Linked DNA regions of Homo sapiens: region 2 is linked to region 1. A link is an interaction called in ENCODE POLR2A ChIA-PET data of the cell type or tissue named here. Cell type or tissue: A673. All regions are shown on one strand. Each heading gives the region's core, and the rest is flanking DNA. Links, peaks and the distances in the headings are about the cores only.

Evidence for each region. Peaks named below come from ENCODE experiments on the same cell type or tissue, not always from the same donor. Only the 100,000 strongest peaks of a DNase experiment are listed, where the experiment ranks them.
Region 2: POLR2A ChIA-PET joins it to region 1 with 15 read pairs; 3 of 35 experiments call an interaction of 5 or more read pairs at or near these places.

What each region holds. Positions count from the first base shown.
Region 1 is chr1:39,388,474-39,396,803 of GRCh38, forward strand. MACF1 (microtubule actin crosslinking factor 1) reads left to right here. Exons shown (of 101, transcript NM_001394062.1): 58 at 1-185. Among named protein-coding and RNA genes, the nearest start is that of BMP8A, 99 kb to the right of the region's middle. In A673, for the core only: no CTCF peak of the experiment used is centred there; DNase peaks (open chromatin) are centred at 3,778 and 7,258; H3K4me3 peaks cover 1,812 bases; H3K27ac peaks cover 5,323 bases.
Region 2 is chr1:39,041,952-39,050,281 of GRCh38, forward strand. It overlaps LOC124904088 (a long non-coding RNA gene), which reads left to right and starts at 530. Exons shown (of 3, transcript XR_007065970.1): 1 at 530-887; 2 at 5,085-6,036. In A673, for the core only: no CTCF peak of the experiment used is centred there; no DNase peak of the experiment used is centred there; H3K27ac peaks cover 431 bases.

The sequences.
Region 1 (8,330 bases), core at 248-8,247:
AACTGACAGAGAGGGGGAAAGCTCGTCAGGAACAGCTGGAACTGACACTAGGCCGTGTAGAGGACTTCTACAGGAAATTGAAAGGACTCAATGACGCGACCACAGCAGCAGAGGAGGCAGAGGCCCTCCAGTGGGTAGTGGGGACCGAAGTGGAAATCATCAACCAACAATTAGCAGATTTTAAAGTAAGTCTGAACCTTGTTTTTCTTTTTCTTTTACATGTATTTATTTGCTTGTAACTTGGAAACCAGTCAAGTATACATTTTAACTTCTGTCCCTAGTTTTATTATTGTCACTTCCATCACCATGAAAGCACACTGTCTGAAGACTAAATAGTCTCTCGGACTTCTGAGCAAACTGGTTTGAGCATTTTTCTTTTTCTTTTTCTTCTTCTTCTTCTTTTTTTTTTTTTTTTTTTTTTTTGAGACAGGGTCTCTCTCTCTCACCCAGGCTGGAGTGCAGTGGTGCGATCTCGGCTCACTGCAGACTCGACCTCATAGGCTCAAGCGATCCTCCCACTTCAGTCTCCCAAGGAGCTGGGACCACAGGCGCCACCATACCCGGCTAATTTTTTGTATTTTTTGTAGAGACGAGGTTTCACCATGTCTCCCAGGCTGGTCTCAAACTCCTGAGCTCAGGCAATCCGCCCACCTCAGCCTACCAAAGTGTTGGGATTACAGGCATGAGCCATCACGCCCAGCCAGAGCATTTTTCTATTGTAGTTTATTTCAGTCTTTATAACCAATTAAGGATATAGAAAGAAATGTCCAAGTCTTATCTCTTACTCTAAGAATTTCCTTTTAGGATTTCTTGAGATTTCAGATTACCAGATTTTGTAATAGCAGTGAATGTATCTTCAGGTCTCTGGTTTTTGTGTGTTTTTTTTTTTTTTTTTTTTTTTTTGGAGACAGAGTCTTGCTCTGTAGCCCAGGTTGGAGTGCAGTGGGGCGATCTAGGCTCACTGAAACCTCCACCTCCGGGGTCCAAGTGATCCTCCTGCCTCAGCCTCCCAAGTAGCTGGGGTTACAGTCGCTCACCACCACGCCTGGTTAATTTTTATATTTTTAGTAGAGATGGGGTTTCACCATATTGGCCAGGCTGGTCTCGATCTCCTGACCTCAAGTGATCCACCCGCCCTAGCCTCCCAAAGTGCTGGGATTACAGGCATTAGTCACCGCACTCAGCCCCCTGTTTTTCAAATTGAGGTATGAAAAGCCGTAAGTTAAACATAGTCTCATCTTCCTAAAGGGTTTATTTTACATAGATTTTAGGGGAGGATATTGATGTATATTTGATATATTATGGAATAAAACATAAAATTATCATTAATTGTTAAGATAAAACATGACACTTCAAATAAATCTCCCATTTATATAGTAAGCAGCTTAATAATACATCCCAGACTCCTCAAGAGTACAAGTTCTTTGCCTATAGGAAAGAAGTTTGAGAAGTACTGCCTTAATTGCAAAAATACTTTAATTCTTTGCCTGAGCCAAAATCTCCATTCCTGAGATTGTGTGAGTATAAATTAAAGTAACAGGAGATGATTACATGACCCAAAAGTGTGGATTTACTGGGTTAGGAGCACATCTGTTGGATCTTGGTTCTCACTATATTAACCTGTTGCCCCTAGAGTTTTCCTTGTGGTAAATACGTAAAAGTCTCTCACTCTGCCACTGTACATGGAATAGATTTGGAAAGGATACTTTCAGCACTTTGTTTCCATCACTAGAGTTAATTATTCCTGCTTACACAGTTAACACTCCTGCCATTAAAGTAAAATTGTGATCTCAGAGACCCTGCTTGCCAGCGTTATTTATCTTAAAAACATGGATGCAGAGGTAATGTTGACACCAGCTCAGAGCCACGTAGTCCTAGAGACGTCACAGTTTTGTAGACAGGATCCAAGTGCAAAAATGTGGCTGTTTCAGAAGGGCCCCTCTAGGAGCTTGGGAGAAATTCAGCACTAAAGTGGGACATTGGCTGAAGGCCTTCTTACCATGTTTGGAGATAGTACAATTTTGAGCAAGAGGAGTCATCGTATTTGGGTTTCTTGAGGCACCCAGATAAGGAAAGGGTAGGTAGAGAAAACGTAAACCCGTGAAGCAGTGCATTCCTCTTAGAAACTTCCTTTCTAGTGGTAGTGTGGCCTTCCCTGTTTCAGCTTGCACATTTTTCTTTCCTCTTTTGTTATAAGTGTCTCAAAAGCAGAGACTTTCTTCTACAGGTATGCTTCAGTTATCCAATTTACTTGCATCCAGGCTATTTAGAATTAACCATCTAACCAACTCAATGAAATTTTTAGAAAACTGAAACTTATCCCTTTAGGCTCCAAAATAGTTTTGTTTTATCAGCCGGGTGCGGTGGCTCACGCCTGTAATCCCAGCACTTTGGGAGGCCGAGGCGGGTGGATCACGAGGTCAGGAGATCGAGACCATCCTGGCTAACACGGTGAAACCCTGTCTCTACTAAAAAAAAATACAAAAAATTAGCTGGGTATGGTGGCAGGCGCCTGTAGTCCCAGCTACTCGGGAGGCTGAGACAGGAGAATGGCATGAACCCAGGAGGTGGAGCTTGCAGTGAGCCAAGATGGCGCCACTGCACTCCAGCCTGGGTGACAGAGTGAGACTCCTTCTCAAAAAAAAAAAAACACACAAAATAGTTTCATCTAACCAGGTTCTGGTTTATATAGGAATTATTTTAAACTCAATTTGCCTAATTTTCTAAATATGTATTATGCATAAGTTTTTTTTAATGAGTGCAGGTTAACATTATTTAAATGGTTGTACTGTCTATACTATGGTGATATTCTCAAGGATGTGAGACACATTTGGAGCTGCTTTGTATTAAGTATTCCCAAATTACTGTGCACTTTGATTTCTATATTGAAGTTATTGTTTAGGGCCTCTATAGTATTATACTGGTTGGATTGGCTGTGCATGTGTGTGTGGAGAGGAGGAGGTAATTTTGGGATTTCTGCCCACCACCATGATATTGGTTATTATTTCCTACTGCTATCACTTTTCACTGCTGTCATTTGGTCTGTGTAGTCTATTCCTCCCTTCTAATCTTCACTGAGCTAGAAAATGAGATAAACAGGCCTGTTAAAATTGCATTAGATATGAGCTAAAATGTACAAAAGAGTCCACATGCAGGCATAAATAGTGTTTGGATTTGAGGACAAGTCATCTTTTCCTTTTCATTTAATCCTTGGTTTCTAGAGACATTCTGACTTTTGATGTTGCTGGAAGATTTCAAAAAATTACTGGGCATTACTTTATCTTATTTCTATCCTAGTATGTTGCCTAATAGTGCTCAGAGTTCAATAGCACTTAGTTGCTTGTCATAGCCAAATTCGTTTCACTGATTTCTAAAAATAAGCCTTCCACCTCAGATACTCTGGATGTGAAGGCTGGGACTGGACACTGATCGGCTGGGCTCTTGCAGAGTGTGTTCATCAACAGTGGACTGGTGTTGACAAGGCAAGCCTGGAAGAAGAGTGGGAGAAGGGAGAAGGGTGGTGGAGTGTCCTGTGTGTAGTCCATTGTCAAGTCAGTAGGTAGTTACCATAAAATGATCAGTATCCACCCTCAAGTTGGGGATGCAAATCAAAAGCCCTGTTCCACCTGTCCACCTTGTAGGGAAGTCAAAAGCTTTGGAAAGAGTTTTTGCCTTCTCCCAGCAAAAATCTTTGGTCAGGAGGGGAGGAGCATATTCTTGGCTGAACTCATGCTGAGCTCATCGGAAGTGAAAACAATGAGAGGAGAAAAATTCTGTGTGTCAGTTCCATAGTCCCCAGGAGGCCGCATAAAGGGAAGGTCTTTTTGGACCCATTCTGAGGACTGAGTCATTTTCATGATTTGAGTGTGGAGTTCCTGGGTTAATGTATTATAGTCCAGCCATAGATTAATCTTTCCTTACTCCAGCAGCAGACCAGATTTATAAAGTATGACTCTGTTTTCAGATTCAAATTATTTTTAATAAGGTAAAAACAAAGATGAAGATAAATATTTTTAAAAACAGCATTAGCTGTAAGTTTTCAGCTCTTTTTTTAATGGAATCATACTTTTAGCACAGAATCTGCACAAGAGAAGAGGATATGAATCTGGGAGACGGAAACTCTGCTTTAACCCAGCTAACTCCATGGGAGCTAGAATAGACAGATGAGTTAGGCCTGTGAAGAACCCCCCAGTCTTACTTGGGACTGTACAGTCTTGCTGATAGATCCATGGATCTGCAGTCTGTGGGGAAAATTATTTCTTCCTTAAATGAATGTGGAATACTAAAATACATTATTCCTAGGAAAGGCTTTCCCTCAGTTGCTTCTGAATGATTAGTAGGTCCTCACTGGCAGACCAGATTCTATCACATGGGAGTGGAAGAGAGTTCCTTTCCACTCAAACCAGGCAGAGATCTCAGGCTTCCTGAGTTAGGATCTTTACCAGGTTCAGCTCTCTGTTGGAAGTAGAAAGGAAGAAGCCATTCTAGAAATCACTAATGAGAGGATTGAGCTTGTTTTCAGAAAGCTGGAAAGAAAAGACTTTGGCAAATCTCTTCAGGAAATTCCGTTTTCCTGAACAAGGGAGTCTGGTTATTGAGGAAAAGGAATTGTATGTGTCTAACAGGAGGCTAACAAGAAAGGAAGGACGTTTTTATCACTGAAACTTGAGCCAAAGAATTCCCCTAGAGTGACCTTCCTGGGAAGGGTAAAAAAAAAAAAAAAATATATATATATATATATATATATATATGTTAAGTCTCTGATGATAACAAGAGATTTTCCTCATTTTGAAATTCCCTACGTAGGTTTTACTTGAACTGAGATCATTCTGAATCTTAAACCAACCCCTCCTTTGCCCCCTGCTCCCCGCAAGAACCATGTGACTTCTCACTCAGAAAGTATTTGATGGTTTGGGCATCATACTGGTGAGCATTATCAAGAAACCTGGATGCACCTTCATTCACTTGTTTTTCATATGTATTTATATTGTTGTGTATTTGGGTCATGCTTCAGACTTGGCATTCTACCTCTCAGTGATAAAATGAACAATGGGGCCAGGCACAGTGGCTCACACCTATAATCATAGCATTCTGGGAGGCTGATGTGGGCAGATCACTTGAGCCCAGGAGTTCGAGACCAGCCTGGGCAACAAAATGAGGCGGCCCTTCTATAAAAAATAAATAAATTAGCTAGGCATGACGGCACATGCTGTGGTCCCAGCTTACACAGGAGGCTGACGCAGGAGGATCACTTGATCCTAGGACGTTGACGCTGCAGTGAGCTGCGTCCATGCCACCGCAGTCCAGCGTGTAACAGAGTGAGACCCTGTCTCAAAAAAAAAAGAAAGAAAGACAGAGAGAGAGGGAGGGAGGGAGAGAGAGAGAGAGAGAGAAAGAAAGAGAGAAAGAAAAGAAAGGAAGGAAGGAAAGAAAAGAAAGAAAGAGAAAGAAAGAACGAACGAACGAACAATGGGAAAAATTGACTGACAGACCTCTTTAGGGTCTGCGAGTTTCTCATAGTGGTTCACTTCACCCAGTGGTGCATATAAAGCACCCAAACCAGTTGGTCTTTTCCTTTCTTGTCTTTGAGGCTGGGCTGCTGGGTTCTAATAGGTGCAGCATCAGGCTTCCTTAGGATTATTTTCATTCCTAATTCAGGTTGAGCAGAGCCCAGGATCAGGGTCTCAGTATACTTGAAGTTTCTACCGGGGGACCTAGGTATCCTACTATGAAAACAGAATAAGAAAGTCTTGTAAACGCCTTCATTTGATTGATTGATTGATTGATTGATTGATTGATTGATTTATTGCCACATAGAAAGCAAGCTTAGGCATCTTCATGTGCACATGAGAAAAGCCCTGGAAGAGGCTGGGGGCGGTGGCTCACGCCTGTAATCCCAGTACTTTGGAAGGCTGAGGTGGGTGGATCACCTGAGGTCAGGAGTTCGAGACGAGCCTGGCCAAGATGGTGAAACCCTGTATCTACTAAAAATACAAAAATTAGCTGGGCATGGTGGCACATGCCTGTAGTCTCAGCTGTTTGGGGAGGCTGAGGCAGGAGAATGGCTTGGACCTGGGAGGCAGAAGTTGCAGTGAGCCGAGATCGCACCACTGCACTCCAGCCTGGGTGTCAGAAAGAGACTCCGTCTCCAAAAAAAGAAAAAGAAAAGCCCTGGAAGACAGGGCCCAGCATGGAGTTGAAAGACTGCCAGTTTACTCCTTCCTTTCAAATGATTACAAGGACAGTATCAGCTCATGTACGTTTTTGGCAGTTAGTACACCTGCCTGAGAGTGAGTCACTGGAGGATAGAGCAAATGAGGTTAGCGTTATCTACCTGCCCTTGGAGAGACAGGAAATCACACTTGGTATGACCTGTCTGTCACCTGGAGGTTTAGGTTTCCCCAGCTTTACCAAGATGAGTGGGTATCCTCTATCCCTGCCAACCCCCACCTTGTGCTGACCCTTCCTTGGCCTGTCTTGGTTTTTTCCTTTCTTCCTTAAACAAAGCTACTCCAAATAGGAACTAGGGTCCAAGGAAATAAAGACAGTATCCTAAAATGGATTTCTCAATTTCGGCACTATTGACATTTTTTGGGGGTGGGTGGGGAGGAAAGGGGCAGCCACTCACGCCACCACCTCTGCCTGCCACTATCAACATTTTGGACTGGATAATTCTTTGTTGTGAGAAGCTGTCCTGTGCATTGTAGGCTGTTTAGCAGCATTTCTGACCTAGTAACTTCCCAGTTGTACAACTAAAAATGTCTCCCTGGAAGGCAGAATTACCCTCTGTTGAGAACTATAGCCCTGGAAGAAATTGCCACCTATACATGGGAAACTTAGAATTCAGGTGGAATAGGTTACTAGTTAAATATTTATGTAACAAGCAGCCTTCTGATAATCTGATTATGACTGTGTGTAGTGGCAACAACCACTTCTAAGTCAGCTTTCCTTTAAGCCAGGCTCTGGATTCTTTATTTTTGCTGGCCTTAATCTGTGTCTGGCTTAACACCTCCTGGTCACTTTCCCTGGCTGGAATTTACGTACAGTTGTCAGTTGTTGATGCAGGTGTTTGGTTGATGATGCATTGCCAAAGAGAAGAGGAACTTCCTTTGTGGACATACTTCAGGGAGCTTCCTTGTTCTGTGCCTTTAAGGGGAGACTACAGTCTCTCAGTTGTTCTCCACAGCCAACCAAGAGTTTGGCTGCTGATATTTATAACCCTTATGTGACCACCCCCACCTCCCCACCCCACAAAGAATTCCAATGCTCTGTAATAATCCTCTCCACCCCCACCATAGCAACTGGATGTGGAGAAGGTGAAGGAGCCTTTAAGGCCTTTAAGTTTGCTTCATGTTGAACCTTTTCCAGCTCCCTTTTAAAATATTGCCAGTTGTATTTTAAATATCAGTGTCACAAGCAAAATCCCAGGCTTGCAGCCACTGCATCATCTTAAAGGAGCCTCATGCCCCAGTGAAGGTAGTAAAATTGAATGGAAGGTAGTAAAATCATCAAGAAAGGATTGATAGATTTTACAAAAATCTGTCTGGAAATTTGATAGCAAGGTGAGATTTTAAAGCAACAAACAGGCTAGGCGCAGTGGCTCATGCCTGTAATCCCAGCATTTTGGGAGGCTGAGGCAGGTGGATCACGCTGTCAGGAGATCGAGACCATTCTGGCCAACATGGTGAAACCCCATCTTAGCCGGGCATGGTGGCATGCGCCTGTAGTCCCAGCTACACAGGAGGCTGAGGCAGGAGAATCGCTTGAACCCAGGAGGTGGAGGTTGCAGTGAGCCGACATCGCGCCACTGCACTCCAACCTGGGTGACAGAGCGAGACTCCATCTCAAAAAAAAAAAAAAAAGCAACAAACAAATATATCTGTAACCAAAGAAAAGGACTGAGCAGTTGGATTTGAGTTTACTAAAATTCTTCACATACAGTATCAGTATGTAGCATTCACAACTAAGATTTATCATTTGTATAAGAAGGAAGAAATATATTTCCAGAAAAACTAGAATGTATCCTGTGCAGAACTTGTATGTATTGATCGTTTAGTAGTTGATTAGTAAACATGGTTAAGATAAGCACAGACTTGCAGAAAAGGACTGATCCTCACTGTGCCTAGAAATGAATGGTAAATGGTCTCAGCCTTAGGCTGGTTCTGGAGCTTCAGAAAAATATCCTGGGCACTTTCAAGCTCGCTAATAAGCTATGAGCTTCTAGGAAGTACGATGAGTTTCTTTGAAGGGCCGTTTATTGTTAGAGTTGCTGGTTTACTAGGAATAAAATGACTTCCACAGGGAGTTGTGTCAGGTCACTGCACCAAACC
Region 2 (8,330 bases), core at 166-8,165, 350 kb before region 1:
GAACTCCTGACCTCAAATGATCTGCCCGCCTTGGGCTTCCAAAGTGCTGGTATTACAGGCATGAGTCACTGCACCCAGCCCAAAAGTTTCTTATTTAATTGACAAAATCTTATATATTTATCATGTACAACACACTGTTTTGAAATATGTATATATTGTAGAATGGCTAAGTCAAGCTAATTAATATATGCATTATCCCATATACTTTCATTTTTGTGGTGAGAACACAAAATCTTAGTAATTTTTAGGAATACAATACACTGGCCAGGTGCGGTGGCTCATGCCTGTAATCCCATCACTTTGGGAGGCCGGGGAGGGGTGGATCACTTGAGGTCAGGAGTTTGAGACCAGCCTGGCCAATATGGTGAAACCCCGTCTCTACTAAAAATATAAAAATTAGCCGAGCGTGGTGGCACACACCTGTAATCCCAACTACTCAGGAGGCTGAGGCAAGAGAATTACTTGAACCTGGGAGGCGGAGGTTGCAGTGAGCTGAGGTTGCACCACTGCACTCCAGCCTGGGTGACAGAGCGAGACTCCATCTCAAAAAAAAAAAAAGAATGTAATACATTGTTATTAACTAGCATCACCATGTTGTACAACAGTTCTCTTGAACATATTCCTCCAGTCTAATTGAAATTTTGTATCTTTAGACCAACATCTCTCCGTCTACCCTCCCCAGGAGATAGAAATTCCTTATCCACAAGGATGGAGACAATGTTGGTCAACCCACTTTCATTTACTTAACATTACTTTTATTCTAGGTGTGGCATCTGGCATGAAACCAAGGACAAGACACTCAGTTGAGCTTTGTGAAAGAGTGACAGATGATGGATAGAGTCATGGGCCTGCCTCTTATGGAGCTAAGAAATGAAATCTGGATACGGGTAATCAGTTTGTGGTAGAAAGTAGTCACTCATTTCCGTGAGGGAAGCACAAGTCCTGTGTAGGCCCAGAGAAGGGAAAAAGCCTTTTTGGGCATAAGAGTGAATGTTGAGGGTTGGAGAGAGGAATGGTCTGGAGGCTTTGTAGCATTCATGTTGTGCCCTAAAGGACAGATAACATTTGGACATGAGAAGCTGTAGTGAGCCATGACTGCACCACTGCACTCCAGGCTGGGCGACAGGTTGAGACCCTGTCTCAAAAAAAAAAAAAAAAAAAAAAAAGAAGAAGAAGAAAGAAGATTTGGACATGAAGAGATGCCAGGCATTACAGACAGAGAATACAGTATGAGCAAAAGCATGGAGGTTTTTTTGTTTTTTGTTTTTTGTTTTTGAGATGGAGATTTTTGCTCTTTTTGCCCAGACTGGAGTGCAATGGCATGATATTGGCTCACTGCAACCTCCACCTCCTGGGTTCAAGCAATTCTCCTGCCTCAGCTTCTAGAGTAGCTGGGATTACAGGTGCACACTACCACGCCCAGCTAATTTTTGTATTTTTATTAGAGATGGGGTTTCATCATGTTGGTCAGGCTGGTCTCGAACTCCTGACCTCAGGTGATTGTCCTGCCTCAGCATCCCAAAGTGCTGGGATTACAGGCATGAGGCACCGCGCCCAGCCAGCATGGAGGTATTTGAGAGCAACAGTGATCAGAACCATTTGGTTCAAGCAGCGGTTTTAAAACGGAAGTGGAGAAGGAATTAGCAGATCCCTGACATCCTCTTCAATCAGAGTTCCTCCATTGTGAACTGGTTTACATGTCAGCATTATGGATTTTGGTGCAACACCTGCCCCCAACAGGAAGAAAAGAAGAAAAAGAAAGAAGAGGAAGGAAGAAGAGAAAGACAAAGAAGAAGAAGGAGGAGGAGGCGGCAGGAGGAGTAGGAGGGAGGAAGAAGGAGGAGGAAGAAAAAGAGGAAGAAGAAAGGAGGAAGGAAGAAGAAAGAAGAATTGGGAGGCTGAGACAGGCAGATCACAAGGTCAGGAGTTCAAGACCAGCCTGGCCAACATGGTGAAACCCCATCACTTCTAAAAATACAAAAATTAGCTGGGCGTGTTGGCACATGCCTATAATCCCAGCTACTTGGGAGGCTGAGGCAGGAGAATTGCTTGAACCTGGGAGGCGGAGGTTGCAGTGAGCAGAGAGCTCGCCACTGCACTCCAGTCTGGGCAATGAGCGAGACTGTCTTGAAAAAAAAAAAAGGAAGGAAAGAAGGAGGAGGAGGAGAAGAAAGAAGAAGTTTTATTATTGTTATTTTTTGAGATGGAGTCTTGCTCTGTAGCCCAGGCTGGAATACAGTGGCACACTCTTGACTCCCTGCCACCTCTGACTGCTGGGTTCAAAGGAGAAGGCGGAAGAAGAAGGAAGAAGAAGAAAGAAGGAGAAAGGCTGGGTGCAGTGGCTCACACCTGTAATCTCAGCACTTTGGGAGGCCGAGGCAGGTGAATCACAAGGTAAGGAGTTCGAGACCAGCCTGGCCAACTGGTGAAACCCTGCCTCTACTAAAAGTACAAAAATTAGCCGGGCGTGGTCTGAGGCAGGAGAATCGCTTTAACCTGGGAGGAGGAGGTTGCAGTCAGTCAAGATGGCGCCACTGCACTCCAGCCTGGGTGACAGAGTGAGACTTTGTCTCAAAAAAAAAAAAGGAAAGAAGGAGAAGAAAGAAGGAGGAGGAGGAGGAGGAGGAGAGAAGGAGGAGAAAAGTAGTTGAGGCCCAAACACCAAGAGGGAGCAAAGATTGAAAAGATGAGATGAGCCATGAAAGCAAGTACAGGAGTTACTGATGGTACTGGGGAGCCCGTGTAGGTTTAGGATCTGAGCTTTTGGAAGATTGATTGGGTAGCCTTTGAGCCACCTGATAAGTGGAAAGAACAAGAGAGGCTGGATCTGTGTTTTCAGGAAGCATATGTTGGCCCAGCAATTGCTGGCTTGTAGTGAGGAGGCACACAACTGGCCTAGGACAGTGGTCATGAAAATGCAGAGGAGGTAAAGTCCCTGCACTCCTAGGGAGACTAGTCCTGATGTCAGTCTGGAGTCAGTCAGAATGGTGTCCTCTCCCTCCCTGCACTACCCAGCCCAGTCAGTGGGAGGACTTCCTCAATTCCAGTAGCCATTCAAGTCCCTGGAATTGGTGGCTGTCACTTGCAAACTATAGCCACTTGAGCAGAAATGGGCCAGGATTACTTATCTTTAATCTGCATATCATTGGGAGGCACTTACCTGCTAGCTCTGGCTAAAAACTAGAGCAACCCTGGCCTGCCGTAGCTCCTGCTGCCCAGACAACTCCTCCAATATGAAAGGGATGAGGGGAACTCAAAGTTACAATGTCCTACTTGGAGCAGTAAGTTCAGTAGACATATCACTTGCCTCATTAACATCAAGCATCCCAAAACCCAGTCTGGGTCAGTTTTGCCCAGAGTGGGGTTTGTAGAACACGGGTTCTCCTGGGATCCTATACCTAGCCCAGAATCAGTTGCAAAAGCCAGGCCATAGCGAATTGTCCTGCCAGCCAGATAGCAGAGAATCTGACGGCAGCAGGCAGAAGGAGCCGCTCCATTGCAGTAAGCCAAGATCGCGCCACTTGCCTCATTACATCAAGCATCCCAAAACCCAGTCTGGGTCAGTTTTGCCCAGAGTGAGGTTTGTAGAACACGGGTTCTCCTGGGATCTATACCTAGCCCAGAATCAGTTCCAAAAGCCACGCTTTTGGACTTTCTCTCTCTCTCTCTCTCTATATATATATGTGTGTGTGTGTGTGTGTGTGTGTGTGTGTGTATACACACACATACATACAATGTTGTATATATTGTATATGTGTGTGTGTGTATATATATATATATATATATTTTTTTTTTTTTTTTTTTTTGAGACAGAGTTTCACTCTTGTTGCACAAGCTGGAGTGCAATGGCACGATTTCGGCTCACTGCAACCTCCGCCTCCTGGGTTCAAGTGATTCTCCTGCCTCAGCCTCCTGAGTAGCTGGGAGTACAGGCGTGCACCACCGCGCCCGGCTAATTTTTGCATTTTTAGTAGAGATGGGGTTTCACCATGTTAGCCAGGATGGTCTCGATCTCCTGACCTCATGATCTGCCCACCTCGGCCTCCCAAAGTACTGGGATTACAGGCATGAGCCACCATACCCGGCCTTCATTTTTATATTTTTAGTAGAGACAGGATTTCACCATGTTGGCCAGGCTGGTCTCGAACTTCTGACCTCAGGTGATCTGCCCACTTCAGCAGCCTCCCAAGTGCTGGAATTACAGGCGTGAGCCACCGCCTGGCCAATTTTTTGTATTTTTAGTAGAGACAGGGTTTCACCATGTTGGCCAGGCGGGTCTTGAACTCCTGATCTCAGATGATTAATCCACCTCAGCCTCCCAAAATGCTGAAATTACAGTGAGCCACCATGCCCAGCCTCTGAGTCAAAGTTTCTTTAATTGCAAAGTAGAGATCATTGTTTTTTTTTTGCTTTTTTTGTTTTGAGATGGAGTCTCGCTGTGTCACCCAGGCTGGAGTGCAGTGGTGTGATCTCAGCTCACTGCAACCTCCACCTCCCAGGTTCAAGTGATTCTCCTGCCTCAGCCTCCCGAGTAGCTGGGACTACAGATGTGCGCCACCATGCCCGGCTAATTTTTTGTATTTTTAGTAGAGATGGGGTTTCACCGTGTTAGCCAGGATGGTCTCGATCTCTTGACCTCGTGATCTGCCCGCCTAGGCCTCCCAAAGTGCTGGGATTACAGGCACAAGCCACCGTGCCCAGCCTGAGATCATTCTTACTTCACAGGATTTCCCTGATAATTAAGTGAACACACACACACACAGCATCTAACACAAAATACTTTGTACACAGTAGATACTAGACAAAAGATAACCATGGCTACTGCTGTTTCTTTTTTCTCCTCCTCCTGCCTACCCTTCCCCCTCATCCTTTTATCTATGGCCAAGCCCTCCTGAAGGGTCTCTTTGAATCGCGTTACCTCCTAGTTTGACACCAGTGCTCTTATTTCCCTGTGGCATTGGAGGGCTAGTCACATGGCACTGTGGCCAAGGAGAAGGATGATGTTCCAGGCCAAACACATCTGCAAATGTGTTGAGCTGGTGTCCTTGATGACAAATCAAATTGTTTTGTGTTTGGTTCCCCAGAGGCCTGAGTACCTCAGAGAAGCCAAGGTTCCTGCAGGAACCTCGTGCCTGCTGTCCACGTTGGGCTTCATTTTATCAAAATACAGCAAAGAGCTCATCATTTCTCAGCTCCTGTCGGAAGCAACAGTGGCTGTTCCTGGACACAGAGCTGCAGACAAGGAGTGGTGAGGATTCAGGCAAGAGAAGATGGGCAGCTTCCCCTTCATGCTTCCCTCTCAGGAAGAAGCCAGGGTGCCTGGGATCAAAGAGGCTAGGAGGCTGGTGAGGCCTCCTGTCCCTGAAAGCGGTCAGTGAACCCAAAAGTTGAAAAGCCTCTGCTTTGAGAGTGGTTCTGCTGCCCTACTGGTGCTGACAGTTTTAGAAACTGACATGGCAGAGCTGACCAGGCAGACTATATTTTTAGGACTCTGCTGGGGCCTATTGAAACGTCCACATTACTCAGATCACCAATCTGGCTGGAGCTACCAACACAGCATTCTTTGCTGTTTTAGAATACAAAGCTACCTCCCCTCGGGGCTTCACTTTGCAGCCACTGAGAATCCAAGGCTTCGCTAAATTACACGTTTCCATGGTCCCACTGGCTTGCTTTGCAGGGCTTCCACAAGAATGGGCTGGGAGCGTAACTGAGTAACTGAGTCATGATTAGGGGTTAATTAAGAGGAGAAATGGGCTAGCTGTTTCCTAAGATAAGGGAGGGGAAGTTTTTTTAAAAACTGTAACTGCTCAGAACAGTATGTGCTAAGGCAGACTTTCTGTGCTGGGAGACAGAACACTTCTGCAGTGATGTAGCAGAATCCTTAAAGGATCCTGCCAATGACTCTTTTTTTCTGGTGTCACATCCAATCTTTGCTGCAGCCAACACTTCCTGGAGATGAAACACAACTTCAATACAGAGATAGCAAGTTCACACTCTGGCAGTCATGCAAGGATGAGTGATGCGGGCCTTTTCTAAGTGAGTATGAACGGGTGGGACCTACGGTAAATTCAATGCAGTATAATCCGTCTACGGGGCAGTGGGCACCCAGCAACAGCCAACTGTTACCAAATCAAAGTGCAGGCCCAGGATGACTCATCTTCCAGCATTTCATGAGCAACCAGAAGTCTACATTTCTTTGAGAAAAAAAATTTTTTTGAGACGAGGTCTTACTCTGTTGCCCAGGCTGGAGTGTGTAGCTTCTACCTCCCGGGGCTTAGGTGATTCTCCCACCTCAAGTCTCCCAAGTAGCTGAGACTGCAGGCATGTGCCACCACGCTGGCTAATTTTTTTTTTTTTTTTGAGTCGGAGTCTCGCTCTGTCCCCCAGGCTGGAGCGCAGTGGCGCGATCTCGGCTAACTGCGAGCTCCGCCTCCCGGGGTTCGTGCCATTCTCCTGCTTCAGCCTCCCAAGTAGCTGGGACTACAGGCGCCCGCCACCACGCCCGGCTAATTTTTTTGTATTTTGTAGTAGAAACGGGGTTTCACCATGTTAGCCAGGATGGTCTCGATCTCCTGACCTCGTGATCCTCCCGCCTCGGCCTCCCAAAGTGCTGGGATTACAGGCGTGAGCCACCGCTCCCGCCCCATGCCAGCTAATTTTTTTGTAGAGACAGGGCTTCGCCATGTTGTCCAGGCTGGTCTCCAACCCCTAGGCTCCCCGCCTTGCCCTCCCAAAATGTGGAGATTACAGGTGTGAGCCACAATGCCTGGCCATTTTGAGGAATTTTTAAACACTGGCTTTAATTTTTCAAAGTATCTGGAGCAACTTCTGCTTCTGAGAGATAGAGTAGATATTCTTTTCCCCAGTCCTCCTGCTAAGTACAGCTAAAAACCCCAAAAACACTCTATATTATACAAAATGAACATAAGATGACTCTGAACAAGAAGAAAGCAGATTGGTTAGGGACCTCCAGATCCAAGGAATGACTCAGCAGTGACCTCCCTAAGTTTTCTTTTTGCCTCATATATGTCAGAATGGGTACTGGAGAAGCCAGCAACCCAAAACTGCCAACGATTGCAGACAAAAGCCCCAAGAAAAGCTTGTCTTTTTTTTTTTTTTTTTTTTGAAAGAGTGTCTTGCTCTATCGCCCAGGCTGGAGTGCAGTGGTGCAATCATGGCTCACTGCAGCCTTGATCTCCCAGGCTTAAGCTGCTTAGACTACAGATCTGCGCCACCATGCCTGACTAATCAATACAGTTGTTTTTTTTTTTTGAAACGGAGTTTCACTCTTGTTGCCCAGGCTGGAGTGCACTGGCGCGATCTCAGCTCACTGCTGCAACCTCTGCCTCCTGGGCTCAAGCAGTTCTCCTGCCTCACCTCCTGAGTAGCTGGGATTACAGGCATGCACCATCACGCCCTGCTATTTTTTGTATTTTTAGAAGTAGAGATGGGGTTTCACCATGTTGGTCAGGCTGGTCTCAAACTCCTGATCTCAGGTGATCCGCCCGACTCGGCCTCCCAAAGTGCTGGGATTACAGGCATGAGCCATCGTGCCCGGCCTTTTTGTTTTTTTTGTTTGTTTGTTTGTTATGTTTTTTTGTAGAGATGGGGGTCTCACTGTTTCCCAGGCTGATCTCAAATTCCTGGGCTCAAGCAATCCTCTGGCCTCAGCCTCCCAAAGTGCTGGAATTATAAGCGTGAACCATGGTGTCCTGCAAGTCTGCTTTCTGAGTCAAAGGACAAGAAAATAAACAGCCTAGAAAGACAGACAGCCTTGATTTTTTTATTTTTAGTTTTCATTTGGTTTGATTTTTCTTGAGACAGAGTCTCACTCTGTCGCCCAGGCTGGAGTGCAGTGGCACGATCTCGACTCACTGCAACCTCTGCCTCTCGGGTTCAAGCAGTTCTCCTGCCTGCCTCAGCCTTTCGTTCGGCCTCAAATGATCCGCCTGCCTCAGCCTCCCAGAGTGCTGGGATTACAGCCATGAGCCACTGCATCCAGCCGACAGACAGCCTTTAGACTATAGCCCCTCTACTCCAGCCCCACCCTCACCCCCATCAGCAAAGGCCAAGTGGAAAGCCTAGATCTCCAAACCTTGTTAGGCTGTAATGAAGTACTCCTTCCCTTCCCCACCAGGGTGATGTAGAAGAGGCCTAGTTATCCACTCAGGCCTTTCATCCATAATCAAGGCCACCTCTCCCAACAATGTCGGTGGAGGCCCACTCCCTCTCCCAGCCGGTGTGGTATCAGTGAATGCCTAATAGAGAAACTGGACTCCCACCCCTGCCCAGCAGTAAGAAGGAGCCCTGCCAACACCGGTGTCAATGGA